2 separate regions of the Homo sapiens genome follow, and region 2 is linked to region 1. The links are chromatin loops, found by intact Hi-C in ENCODE. Cell type or tissue: psoas muscle. All regions are shown on one strand. Links, peaks and the distances in the headings refer to the core of each region. The heading gives the core; the rest is flanking DNA. Region 1 overlaps CDK8 (cyclin dependent kinase 8). Region 2 overlaps CDK8 (cyclin dependent kinase 8).

Region 1 (7,428 bases), core at 1,923-4,422:
CACATGCCTGTAATCCCAGCCATTCAGGAGGCTGAGGTGGGAGAATGGGTTAAGCCCAAGAGTTCAAGGCTGCAGTGAGCCATGACTGCACTACTGCACTCCAGCCTGGGTGACAGAACAAGACCTTGTCTCAAAATAAAATAACATACACAGGACTGTGTGTGTGTGTGTGTGTGTGTGTGTGTGTGTGTGTGTGTGTGTGTGTGTGTTGGGGGAGGGGGGAGCAAAACTTTCAAAAAAAAATCTCAACAATTCTGACTTTACAATGTATTTAACCCCATGATTCAAACATGTCATTACTATATTTACTCCCATTTCTTCTTTCCAAAAAGTTTTGTTTTTGGAGTTTTGATGTGAGTGTAATTGGTGCAACATTTTTAGAGGACAAAGATTAGACCTCAAAAGAGTCTGGCCCAGGCCTGGGAAGAGATATTCCTAGGAAACTGACCTGCTTGCAGTGATCTGCTAGGGTTGTTACCAGTTACTTGTACTTGAGCATGGTGATCAGAGTTTCTAGAACCATTGAAGGAAGCCAGGAGGGATAAAACTCCCTGTGGATTTAGCAAAGGGAGCTTCTCTTGCTTGATGGAAACCTCACTTTCTGCCAGTGTATCATCCATGGCAAATGTCTCCATGGAGAACTTTGGGAGCCTGGGAAGTTCTACCTCCATCTGACAGCATGTTGTATACAAAGACAGACGCAAAGGACATTTATTGCAGTTCTGTTTCAATGAAAACAACCTAAATGTCCTTGCACTGGACCAGTATATTATACACATAAAACAAAACGATGAACTGATAAAATGAATTGAGTTACAGGTGCTGATATAGATCTCCAAAACATATGAACTGAAAAAAGCAAAGCACAGAATAACACATATTTAAATTTTTTTCCACGGTCATGCATTATCTGCTCAAAAAGAATAAAGTACTAAAGTAAATTTTGAAGTCTACCCATACATATATTTGCTTCTATATGCAGATACACAAGGAGCCACTGGTAATAATTATCCCTAAAAAGTGGAAGCTCAATCTGAGGTAAAAGGGGGACTTAGATTTTCCTGGGTACTCTTATGTACAATTTAAATGTTTTATCATGAGACTATATTAATTTCATAGTCCCATCTTATTTCATAATGAAATATAGTTGTTGAAAGTATATGACCTTTGACCTGAAATTCTACTTCAAGGACTTCATATGACACTGGAGAACTGCACGCATATTTACTGACATCCCTTGCTAACTGCAATGGCTGTAATTTGGAGATTACTTCAACATCTATCCCTAAAAACTGGTTGACTACATATTTATTAATATATGCATATGTATCATCTGATATTCAGCAATAATTAAAAATGCTGATTTAGAGCTACGTTTACCAACATGGAAAGATGCATAATATTTTTGAATGAAAAAATGTAAGATCATAGATGTTATTAATGTATACATATATTCAAAGTCATCTGGAAAGACAAGGAAAATATTAATTGTCTCCTAATTATAGAGTTAGGGTTTTAAGAATACATTTCTGGACTACTTGAATTCATCACAATGAAGAGTCATTATTTTTATAATCAGAAAAAGAAAAAGCCATTTTCTTTTTATTAAAAAATGAGAAATATCCTGAATAGCATGGAGTACAAAATAAATAAATGGCATCTACAGGTTTCACTTCAGTAACACAGCCAGCAGAGAAACAGGAATGGCAGTGATGCTTTTCATTGCTTTGCTCTGAATAAGGCTAACCATCAAAGTACCAAAAACACTGAATAAAACCTACAAAGTGTGTTATGACTTAAGCTTTGGTATCCAAAAATCTTTAGCTGAAGTTTTATTTCGTTTATTTTATTTAACCCAGACACTTCTTTATCTCCCTTGCCCTCTGAGCCACATGTGACACTTCCTATCTCTGACTCCTGGAAAGACTCTTCCTGGCTGTTATTCTACCTACAAGGTCCTAGTATTTCTCCAAGCTGCCCTGTACAGCCAGTAAGCTGTACACTCCACGGTTCCTGTTATACAATATGGCAACCTTGGGTTTTCTCCTTTCTAGACTCAATTTTTGGCCTCCTAGGTAGACATCTCTTTCTTCGCACTTTATACAAGGCCCTTGTCTTGCTCTATACACTCTCCCTAGGCAATTTCATCACCACTGAAAGCTACCACTTTAAGTACTTTAAGTACATAGTCTAACTCTAGCCAGACTCCTCTCTTGAGCATTAAATTTACATATCTGCCTAATGCACATTTCTTCTCAGATGTTTAACAGGTACCTGAAAGTCAACATATCAAAGCTCAATCATCATCTTCCACCTCAAGCTTGCTCCTCTTTCTGTTTTGGCTATGTGAATGGCAATATCCAGCTGCCCAAGCCAGAAACCTGGGCATCATCCTTGGTTCTCACTTGTTCATCTATCATATCCAATAAATCAACAAGTCCTATCATTTCTCCCTCCTCATCCCCTCTCTCACTTCCCTAATTCAAGTCACTAGCATCTCTCACCTGGATTACTATTACATTCTCCTAACCACAGCTTCCTATGGCCATTCTGATCGTGTTACCAAGCAATCTTTTTAAATGAGAAATCGGAACTTATTACTATCTGCTTAAGACCCTAAGCATGGTTCCCACTGACTTCGGAAGAAAGTACAAAATCCATGACTTGATTTACAACAATCTGCTTACTTCCCCAATTTGATTATTTATACCTCTCCCTCCACCCCTCCAAGATCTGGCATGGAAATTCTTTCAATTGTCTCACCGTACATACCATCTTTCCTTCATGTCTTTGTGCATGCTACTCAGTGGCAGCTGCAAAGGATAGCTTCCCCCCATAATACACAAGCTCCCAAAATTACCTCAAATAAACAATTTCAGTTGCAACTTGCTTACTACACATTACTGCACTGCCTCTTCATCTAGACAGCACCGTCTTCCTTATAAAGTAATTCTGGAGCCACGAGTGATATTACCTCTCTCACCTGCACTATAACTCCTCAAGCCCCCACTAACTCTTATTTATTGCCCATTCACAATTTCTAATTATCTTTCAAGTCACAAGTGAAATATACTTGAGCTCCCCAAGGGCAGATTAGGTACTTCCATGGCAACCTACAATTTTCCCTACTGCAGCCCTTATCCTACTATATTACAATTGTTTACCTGCCTATGCCCCTCAAAAGTCTGTAAGTTCCCTAAAGAGTTATTAGACCATGGGCTGTTCACTGCTGAATCACCTACATCTGGCACAGAACCTAGCATAGTTGGTGGGAATGTAAACTAGTACAGCCACTATAAAAAACAGTACGAAGATTTCTCAAAAAACTAAAAATAGAATTACCATTCAATCCAGCAATCAAAGAGATACTGGGTATCTCTACCCCAAGGAAAAGAAATCAGTATATCAAGGGGATACCTACACTCGCATGTTTATGGCAACACTATTTACAACAGCAAAGGTATGGCATCAATCTAAGTGTCCATCAGCAGATTAATGGATAAAGAAAATGTGGCATATATTCACAATGGAATACTATTCAGCCACAAAAAAGAAGGAAATCATATCATTTGCAGCAACGTGAATGGAACTTGAGATCCTTATGTTAAGTGAAATAAGCCAGGCACAAAAAGACAAATATCATATGTTCTCATTCATACATGGGAGCTACAAAAAAATGAACACAAGGATGTAGACAGTGAAAAATAGATAAAGGGGACTAGGAAGGGTGAGTGGGGAGGGAGGAGAGGAGGAGAAGTGAGTTAAAGGGTGCAGATATAGATTAACGTAATAGAAATAAATTCAATGTTTGATAGTAGAGTAGGAGTACTAAACAAAAATGCACTGCAGTCTGGTGATGAACTTCCTAAGTACCCTGACTTCACCACTATGCATATATACATCTAAGAAAATTTCTCGTGTGCCCCATAAATTTGTACAAGAACCAATCATATAAGAGACATTCAGTAAATAGTTACCAAATAAATTATAAGCACACAAATTTACAAAAAGAACTGCAGCTACTGGGAGGGGTGACGTGCTAGTCCCACCCACTTGGGAGGCTAAGGTGGGAGGATCAGTTGAGCCCAGGAATTCAAGGCTGAAGTGAGCCATGATTGCACCACAGCACTCCAGCCCAGGGAACAGAGTGAGACCCTGTCTCAATAAAATTAATTAATTAATTAATTTTAAGAAAAAAAAGAACGGCAGCTAAAGGCAAACCATAATGAAATGCCAAATATTTAAATAATTTAATTTTACACTTTAAAAAATCAACATTAAGTCAGCATTAAAAAATAAATTACAAGTATGTCTTGCTTTCTGTCTGACATTTTCTTGGAAATTAGGTATAAACTTAATTTTTGCAAAGAAAGTCACATAATAAAACATTAGGAGACTCATTTACTTAAAGGGAGTCTTGGCTGGGAGCGGTGGCTCACGCCAGTAATCCCAGCACTTTGGGGGGCCCAGGTGGGCGGATCACGAGGTCAGGAGATCAAGACCATCCTGGCTAACACGATGAAACCCCGTCTCTACTAAAAGTACAAAAAAATTAGCCGGGCGTAGTGGCGGGCGCCTGTAGTCCCAGCTACTCGGGAGGCTGAGGCAGGAGAATGGCGTGAACCCAGGAGACGGAGCTAGCAGTGAGCCGAGATCGTGCCACTGCACTCCAGGCTGGGTGACATAGCGAGACTCCGTCTCGAAAAAAAAAAAAAAGGGAGTCTTTTAGCCGGGCGCGGTGGCTCACGCCTGTAATCCCAGCACTTTGGGAGGCCGAGGCAGGCGGATCCCTAAGGTCAGAAGTTTGTGGCCAGCCTGACCAACATGGTGAAACCCCATCTCTACTAAAAATACAAAATCTGCCAGGCTGGTGGCACATGCCTGTAATCTCAGCTACTCGGCAGGCTGAGGCAGGAGAATCTCTTGAACCAAGGAGGCGGAGGTTACAGTGAGCCAAGATCGTGCCATCGCACCCTAGCGTGGGCAACAAGAGCAAAACTCTGGCTCAAAAAAAAAGGTAATACCTACTCCCGGCCGGGCGCGGTGGCTCACGCCTGTAATCCCAGCACTTGGGAGGCTGAGGCAGGCGGATCACGAGGCCAGGAGATCGAGACCATCTTGGCTAACACGGTGAAACCCTGTCTCTACTAAAAATATAAAAAACTAGCCGGGTGTGGTGGCGGGCGCCTGTAGTCCCAGCTACTCGGGAGGCTGAGGCAGGAGAATGGCGTGAACCCGGGAAGCGGAGCTAGCAGTGAGCGGAGATCGCGCCATTGCACTCCAGCCTGGGCAACAGAGCGAGACTCCGTCTCAAAAAAAAAACCGAAAAACAAAAAAAACCTACTCCTTCTTTCCTCAAAAATATGACTTGTTTAATATAAACTACATTAGCACGACTTGACAAGTTTTCTTTTTATTCAATCCCTTTAGTCCTCTAAACAACCTATAGATTCAAATGTCTAGAAACACCCAGAGTAGGCCCTTCATCATGATGTAAAAATTCCTCTCTGTAGGATGATTATTTGTTAGAATTCATGGATTACAATAAAGTTATAGACTTTAAAGAACTTGTCTAGTGAGATGAGTAACTGAGTTACCTTGAATAGAAGTTAGTCTAAATAATTTTTTACTCATGTAACAAAAGGTAAATTTCAAATAAAACGATCATGCTATACAGACCAGTGATTTTAGGCAAAATTAAATGCCAACTGTGATTCAGAAACTAATTACGTTTTCCTTAATTTTAGAAATACAGATTTGATCCACATTTTAAAGGGTTCATTTTCAAAGTATATTTCAAAAAAATATTATTTCTAGTGGCTCAATTTTCAAATACCTTGGCCTTCCATTTCGATTCAGCCAACTACCGAGCTTGCTCTTGCCTTTGGATTGATTTTGGTATTGTTCAGTGCCATTCTGGGTAAAAACATAGGAAACCCATCAAATTTTGCTTCTCCTGGTATTTTCACAGGTATTACTTTTCTACTCTTCCCGTAATATGCCTCAAGCTTTTAATGTTAGCAAGTTTAGAAAAAAGATTTTCAAACATGAATTTCAGATACACACACACACACATACACAAAAGTACAAAATACCTGTCAAAATTTGGCAATATGCCAAGAGCTGGGGAGAACACAATCATTGCCCTAAAGGAAATCTATAATTTTAACCCATAAACATTCACCTGAAAGACCCAAAGGACACATAAGCATTAACCACATATACACTGAAGTAGTTACATAATATATCAGTGAATGACTATGTTTTGCAGGGTGACGGGTAAAGTGGGACTTATTGGAGTTGTATGTTAAGATACGTAGTTAGGATTTTTTTCTGAGGCTGTCAGTACATTTCAACTGAGAAAAAAGCATTTCCAGCACAAGGTGCTGCCTGAGACAAAAAAAATTCCAGCACAAGGTGCTGCCTGAGGAAAAGGTCAGAGTGGTCTAAGTTGATGGAGGAGAGCAGCTGTATGAATCTCTGTTTCAGAATTACTGCAATAGATTATGGTGTGAGCACTGTCCTGGAATAAAATAGACTAGTCAGGTCTTGTACACAAAGAACAAAGAACTTGGTCCTAAACCAAAGTCAATGTAAAGTCACTCAAAATTGGTTCTCAGCTGCTTTGGATATGATCCAGAAATTCCACTCCCAGGTATATACTGAAAACATACATCCACCTAACAAGTCACACATAATTGCTTATCGAAGCATTATTCATTTTAGCCAAAAAGTGGAAACAACCCAAACGCCCAATTGATGAATATATAAACAAAATGTGGTATATCTATACAATGCAATATGATCCAGCCATAGAAAGGTATGAAGTACTGATACATGTACCACATGGATGAACCTTGAAAACATTACATTAAATAAAGAAACACAAACACAAAAGGCCACATGTTGAATTAGTCCATTTATATGAAATGTCCAGAACAGGCAAATCCACTGAGACAGAAAGTAGATTAGTGCTTGTCAACGGCTGGGGAGAGAGGGGAATGGGACTGACTGCTTAATGGGTTTCTTTTTGGGGTCATGAAAATGTCCTAGGATTAGACAGTGATGGTGGTTGCACAGCCTCGTCGATCTACTAAAAAACACTATACTGATCACATACTTTTAAAAGGGTGAATTTTATGGTATGTGACTTATATCTCAATTTTTAAAAAGGAGCTCTCAGCATTTTTTCTGCTACAATACATCTGAAGAACATAACTCCATCAGTAAAGGCAGCTTACTACAGCAAGGACTGGTTTTGGGACTTTGACAATAACTATATTAAAGAATATTCAGAATCATGATACCAACAGTCTTTAAGTACTAAGGTCAAAACAACAGGTAAAAGCCACCTTTTAGTGACATCAAGAGCTGCCTTGAGGTGATAAAAGATTGCTAAAGAGAAAAGATAATTTCTAAGTAACATGA
Region 2 (7,428 bases), core at 1,579-4,078, 60 kb before region 1:
TTGGTCCGAATGCTTTAGAGATGTTAAATGAACAGCCTAAGTTGCTTTGGTGTGGTATCTTTGGTATTTTTAGTGACCACAGTATTTCCAACTAGGGAAAGAAAGCAAAAGTTAAAAAAAAAAAAAAAGACAGCTCTTAAATATATGTTCTTGGGCCTTAGCCATATTTTAAATCATTTTTAATAAAATTTCATTATTTAAAACAATTAAAGGTCCTAACAATTATTGTTCTTGCATTATTTTCTTTCTTTTTATTTTTGTTTGAGACAAAGTCTGGCTCTGTCACCCAGGCTGGAGTGCAGTGGCGCAATCTCGGCTCACTGTAACCTCCACCTCCCGGGTTCAAGCGATTCTCCTGCCTCTGCCTCCTGAGTAGCTGGGATTACAAGCACCCACCACCACACCCAGCTAATTTTTGTATCTGTAGTAGAGACAGGGTTTAACCATGTTGTCCAGGCTGGTCTCGAACTCCTGACCTCAGGTGATCCACCTGCCTCAGCCTCCCAAAGTTCCGGGATTACAGGCATGAGCCACCGCACCTGGTTGTTCTTGCTTTATTTTCAAAAACTGCCTAGAACTATTTCTTACCTTGGGTATCATGACTCAGGTTAACAATTGTATCATTTAAAACCCTTCTAGACTTAGGTCCCAAATTCAGAATAACAAAGCTAATAAAACGTATTTTACGCCTAAAACATCCTTAAATTTTCTGGAATGGCCAGGAGGTAACATAAAGATTTATTCCTTTACCTTAAAAAAGGAAGGATAATAGAAATAATTAGATTTGGTCAACATTCCTACAATGTTATTTAATTCAAAATTATAAAAATTCTTATTGATAAATTAATTTATTTGGTAAATCACAAGAGAAATTTGGGCTGTATAAATCAATTATATGCAAATAAAATATTAATGAATATATCCTCAATGGTTATGTACTTTAAGTTGAAAAAAGGCAAACTCATGCTCATATACAAAAACTGGTACAATAACTACTTCAAATTGATTTTTGTTTCTAGATTTCAGTATCCTTATTAATCATGGACAATCAAGGTACACTTGATGATAGAAACTAAAGGGCCACGTAGATTTGTCAGATTCCTCACTATTCATAATATGTCTAATCCCCTGCATAATTACTGACTGAATCTGTGTATTGTATGCCACTAGATGATCCATTCTTTTCCATTCTATTAATTCTAGTTAAGATAATAACTTTCCAGGGCTGCTGAATCTTATCATTGATGGAAACAACTATCAGCTGTATATGGCCGTAGATTAGGTGTCTGGCTATTTTTGAAGCATCATTAGACAGAGACTGCACTTGAACACACTCCAATGACTTTGCCAGATTCTGTTAACAACTAATGCAGCAGTAAAACACATTGGCTCTGAATTATAGCATCGCAACAGATCCTCAAATTACTAAAGGTCTGTCCCAGCCAGAGACCTCAAACTAAAGATTCTTAAGAATCTTCCAGAAGAAGATGATCTTAGAGACAGATATAGCTTCTACCCAAGACTTCTGGATCAAAAGGAACGAAAGAGACAGCTTCTACTCAGGACCCATGGAACAAAGATCTAGATGGCCAGAACCATAAATTATCATGCTTTAATTTGTATGCTCTTATTTTGTGTCCAAGCTATTGTCTTTCCTTTGGTTTAAATTTCTGAATTGTTAACAGGCACTTGTTAACTCCAACAACGATACCTATAAGACCTTACCCATAATATTGCTTTGTGCATCCCTAGTCACTGTCTGTATGAGTCTATTGTCAGGGTACAATTTGCTCGTGATTTAACTAAAATATGCAATCAAACCAATGGTTGAGATTGTAGCCACTTTCTTTTGGGTGCAACTCAGCTTACTCTAGTTCCTGGGCAATTACATTTAACTACTAAGCAACTCTTTAAATAGTAAACTAAAAATAGTAAACAGGACAGATACCCCTATGATGTCATACTTAGGAAAGTTTTTGTCAACACCAAAACCACACTTAGGGACAAAGGCTCTTGGCTTAGAAGTAGAATACAAACTCTGTTAATAATCTCTCAGCATTTGTCAGTGTTAAATTACTCAAATGTGACCTCCAGAACCTTAAATGTGTACAGCCATTTTTCGTTCAGATGACTCAACAGCTAACCTTAAAACAATAACAAAAGGTATACATGAAGAACTGACTTCAGTCCAACAACAGATGAGGTTGTCTTAATAATCTCCTATCTCCTAACAATGGTAAAGATCTGTATTTCATTGAACAATGATCTGAATACCCTGAATCTGGCCAAAAGGAGGGAATGAGAAAGTGAAATGAACCCCACTGATAATCATATTATTATTTCCCTAACAGATCGGTAGCACGGCCAGTACCAAGAGAACCCAGCCCTGCTTCACTCCTCCCAAACGGAATACTGAAGCACCTAATTCCCAAACTGACCTCCCTTCATGACAATATCCAATCCAGATCTGTTCTACTTCCCCTAGTCTTTCCTTAGAATCATTCAGCCCAAGCCAAATCCCTATAAAGAACTTGCTCTTTTCTTACCGAGATACCTCATACTTCATCTGGCGTGAGCTCTCGCTTGCTAGAGCAGGCTAATAAGTTTTGGCTACAGGTGCACTCCTGGTGGCATTTATCATTTATCATGCCCAATAATCTTACACAAGATTACAATGCATCAAAGCAAATTAAACAACACTTTCTTTTAAATGAGGTAAAACCTGAAAGAGCACTTTCTAGCTAGTTATGCTACATTTTGTTTAAGGTCCCTTGCCATATTAACACATACTGCTTTTTTGATCATTCTGACAAATGAAATATACTAGGTAACTTTTTAGTTAATGATGTAAGTTTATTCAAAAGATTATTAGAACTATTAATTCTAGATTTGTGGGAATTTCCTAGCAATTTGGGGGAAGTTCCTGTGCTTGGCACTGTTATAATCTCTGAGATATGGCACTGAACAAGACAGATTCAACAGGAATTACTTTCAAGTTTCCTGGCAGCTCCAGATGCCAAGCTCCAAGAAGTTGCAAGCCTTCTTGTAAACCTAGCAATGAATACCTCTCCTCTGCATTATCTCATGAAATTCAAGCCAGGTTTATACTTCAAATTCATCTTTACCTTGTTTGGAGAAACAGCAGAGCTTAAAAAAATATTTGTCTTGGAGGCTGAAAGAAACACTTGGTCTTTTCTTGTCTGTTTCAGTTATAAAATTACAGTACATTATCAGAACTAGAATGTGGAGGTTTTCCATTAAATTACTTACCAATCAGTCTTTCTTAAATTATCTTCCCAAAGTCATTTGCCTTAACAACTCTATTAAGAAAAAAAAATTTAAACTTATTGGATCTTCAAGAATCATATTTTGACATTGATCATTTATAATCATTCTTTTCTCCTTAACACTCATGCTAGAAGATATGGGCAACCCTAAAAACAGAAATTAATGTACACGAATACTTTTGCACTCAAATGGTTAGTATTTCCTGCTATTTCATAGATCTGCCTAATTTATTTCTACTTGGCCTGAAACATATTTTTCTTAAAAGTACTATTACATTCAGGCATGTGAATGCACCTGAACATTTCTGAAGTGTTCATGTTATACTCCAAGTGTTACTATAAATAAGTACTCAAGAGTGATGTGCTAATAAGACATCCTAAAAATGTCTTTGTCTCCTTAATCGACTTTCTAACATTTCTATCTTTTTAGTAATATAGTCACCAAATCAAAGCTACTTTCTACCCCGTCAACAATACTAACTGTAAATATTTTATGAATGCTAGTTGTTGAAAAAATAAGATGAGATCTAAAATCATTACAACTCTGCCTCACATGGAGAGTCTTTATTGCACCATTAGCAACACAATGTTTGAGGTTATAAACAAATGCCTGAGTTTATAAACAAAAATATCTGACCACAAACTTTTCTATTTAAAGAAATTAATATACCTTCTCACTCTTGCACTCTGTATCAATTATTTCTAGGATCCTTTAAACACTAATATTTAACATTACTTAATGGTTCTCATTTAAATTGGTAAGGATATGGAGGAATGGTTACTATTCCACAGGCCTTGCTACTAAGAGTACAAACTGGTACAAACATGTTAGGGACCAGTCTGGCATAGTGATTAAGTACAGCATGTGTATTTCCTATGACAGCCAATGCCTCTGCTGATTATACACCACAGGAAAGGTTTCATATAGCTGCAAAAAGTACCATCTTTGCAGAGGCAAACACTGGAAATAGATAACCTGTGGTATATGCACTTAAAGACACATTTAAAGAGAATACATGGTCAAAAGTCACAAGCTGAACGTGCATATACGTGAGTAGAAAAATTTTATTTAAAGGAATGAGATTTACACTACAGAATTCCTTATATAAAAATTTAAAACCACACTCAAAACTATATTTTCATGGACACAAGCATGGAAATAAAGATATCTGGGTTGGAAAGTGGGCTGGAAGAACATACACTGAACAAATGAGAACGAGGGCCTAATATAAAGGGAGAAGAGGACAGTGCTCTGGACTGAACTGTCTCCCCCCAAATTTCATATGATGAAGCACTAACCCACAATGTGATGGTATTTGGATATGGGCCTTGGGGAGGTAATTAGGTTTCGATGAGTTCATGAAGGTGGGGTCTTCAAGATGAGATTAGTGCCATTATAAGAAGAGAAACCAGAGCGCTTGCTTGTTCCCTCTCCCTCTCCCTCTCCCTCTCCCTCTCCCTCTCCCTCTCTCTCTCCCTCTCTCTCTCTCTCTCTCTCTCTCTCTCACATGTGAGGACACAGTGAGAAGACAGCCAGGAAGAAAGGAAGCCAGGAAGATAGCCCTCACCAGGAATCTTGATCTTGGATTTTACAACTTCCAGAACTGGGAGAAGTTAAATGTGTGCTGTTTAAGCCACCCACTCTATGTAGATGTAGCCCAAACAGACTAAGACAGAGATGAAGGAATGAAAAATGAAGAACAAAGTAGGACCTTGTACAGACTGACAATGACAATATGCCATGCATCGAGCAGTATTTTCAACTCAATTCTATGTACCTATTGCCCAAAAAACAAACAAGAATCAACCATCCAGTTAAATGGAACTACCGCTATCTAAATACAAAATTAGGGATTCCCAAAATTCTGTAGAAAAAAAATTATCGTGAGAGGAGAGCCAAATTTGGCAAATGCCAAAGATATATAAAATCGACAAAATTTCAGTTGAATTACATAGATATTTGACAGTGTTAAACACAATAAAATTAACAAGACCTGATCAGACTTTCAGAAAAACCATGCAACAAGCAGTACACATTGGAAGGGATCAAGACTGGAGGGAAGAAGACTACTAAAGAAGTGACTGTCAATAACTCGAGTCAGATAAGTACCAAAACTATAAATTTTGCTATTTTCAATATACAATTTAGCACGAGTGTAAACAGGAAGTGATAAACTCACCTTGGCTGCCTAATAGTAGTCCCAGATACAGGTAGAGTGTTTCTCGTGAATTAAAAACTGGCAAGAAGAAACCTGCCCCTTTTTCCCTGTCTCCTCCCACTCACCACCCCACCCCCAATTACACATAAGATAGAAGTGGATTAAGGACTCACTGTAATTAGGTAAATATGTAACACCCTACCAAAAGTGAAATAACCACACAGAGTGAGAAAAGATCAGTATATGTCACAGTGGATGGAGGTGAATGAATGGGAGCATCAGCAGCCAGCGAATCTCACAAGGCAGGGTCATTTAGGGTCATCAAACTTAAGTCTTGTAGCAATGTTAATATTAACCTTTTCTATTTGAGAATTTCATACCATTCTTTAAAAAAATTACTCTAATAAATTTATAAGCCCTAAGTTCTCCTAATTCTTGAACCAAATTCAGTGTTATTTGAAGGGAGGAAACCATGTCATTTCCCAATAGTTGGAAAAACATCATTGCCACTAACTTTCCGGAACACCAAAAGGCCCATTTCTCTGTAAGCAAATATTCAATCAGTGGGACTTCCTGGCAGGAAGACCAGGAATAGGATTTCTATATGATGATGATAACATTTATCCCGAATTTTCTGTATGTCAAGATACTAGGCATTTAAGATACATGTTGAAGTCAGCACCACATGCGCTCTGCAATTATTTATATAAAATATCTATTTTACATGTCTCTAAGTATGTATAATAGGGTATTCATATATGGTCTTTCTATACATATATGTATGCACATGTAAATATATAAAAATAAATAGCATAAATATGAACATATATAATATATACATTTACATATCTGCATATAGACAGACATAAAGCTACATAAAGATATACATGTATATATAGAAGAGAAAGAGAAAAGAGGAAGATGAGATAATTTCTTCTTATACTTAGCTCACTGACTGCCCACAGTACTGTTTTTAACTTATAAGGCCATTAGAACAATTTTACAGGAGTTTCATAAAGAAAAAATATCATAGTTATATAGTTTACATAGCTTATTACACACATTGTCACTTTTTTTCCATTTTTTAATTGTGGTAAAATATGATTAACATAAAATTTACCTTAACCATTTTTAAGTGTACAGTTCAAAGGTATTAAATACCTTTATAATGTGTACAACCATCACCACCATCCATCTCCAGAACACTTTTCACCTTGTGTAAAGAAACCATAACCACTACACACTAACTCCCCCTTCCCCATGCCCCTAGCTCCTAGCAACTATCATTCCACTTTCTGTCTCTATGATCTTAATTACTCTAAGTACTTCATGTAAGTGGAAATATACAGTATTTTTCTTTTTGTGACTGGCTTATTTCACTTAAGCAAAATGTCCTGATTCATCCAGGTTGTATCGTATGTCAGAATTTCCTACCTTTTTAAGGCTTACTAATGTTCCTTACACATTTGCTCATCTATTCATCCTTCAGTGGGCACTTAGGATGCTTCCCTGTTTTAGCTATTGTGAATAATACTACTATTATCATGCAGTATTTATATATTTGCATGATATATGCAAACAGGGATTTATATTCCTCTTTGAAGGCCTCCTTTGAATTCTTTTGGGTATATACCCAGAAGTGGAATTGCTGAATAATACAGTAATTGTATTTTTAAGACACTGCTATGCTGTTTTCCACAGTGGCTATATTATTTAACATCACCACCAACAGTGCACAAGAGTTCCAATTTCTCCACATTCTTGCCAACAACTGTCATTTTGTTTTTGTTTTTTATAGTAGCCATTCTAATGAGTGTGAGGTGTACCTCACTGTAGTTTTGATTTGTATTTTCCTAATAGTGGTGTTGAGTACCTTTGTATGTACTTCTTAGCCATTTGTATATCTTCTTTGGAGGAATGTTTATTCAAGTCCTTTGCCAATTTTTGAATCAAGTTGTTTTTTAGTTGTTGAGTTCCAGGAG

The links. A loop is a pair of places that touch in the nucleus more often than their neighbours do. Peaks named below come from ENCODE experiments on the same cell type or tissue, not always from the same donor. Only the 100,000 strongest peaks of a DNase experiment are listed, where the experiment ranks them.
Region 2: it touches region 1 in a loop (2.0-fold over the local background); 11 of 110 quality-filtered maps call a loop at or near these places.

Annotation. Positions count from the first base shown.
Region 1 is chr13:26,261,038-26,268,465 of GRCh38, reverse strand. All of the region lies in intron 1 of CDK8 (cyclin dependent kinase 8), which reads right to left. Among named protein-coding and RNA genes, the nearest start is that of CDK8, 11 kb to the right of the region's middle. In psoas muscle, for the core only: no CTCF peak of the experiment used is centred there; no DNase peak of the experiment used is centred there.
Region 2 is chr13:26,320,664-26,328,091 of GRCh38, reverse strand. All of the region lies in intron 1 of CDK8 (cyclin dependent kinase 8), which reads right to left. Among named protein-coding and RNA genes, the nearest start is that of CDK8, 70 kb to the right of the region's middle. In psoas muscle, for the core only: no CTCF peak of the experiment used is centred there; no DNase peak of the experiment used is centred there; H3K4me3 peaks cover 707 bases; H3K27ac peaks cover 2,500 bases.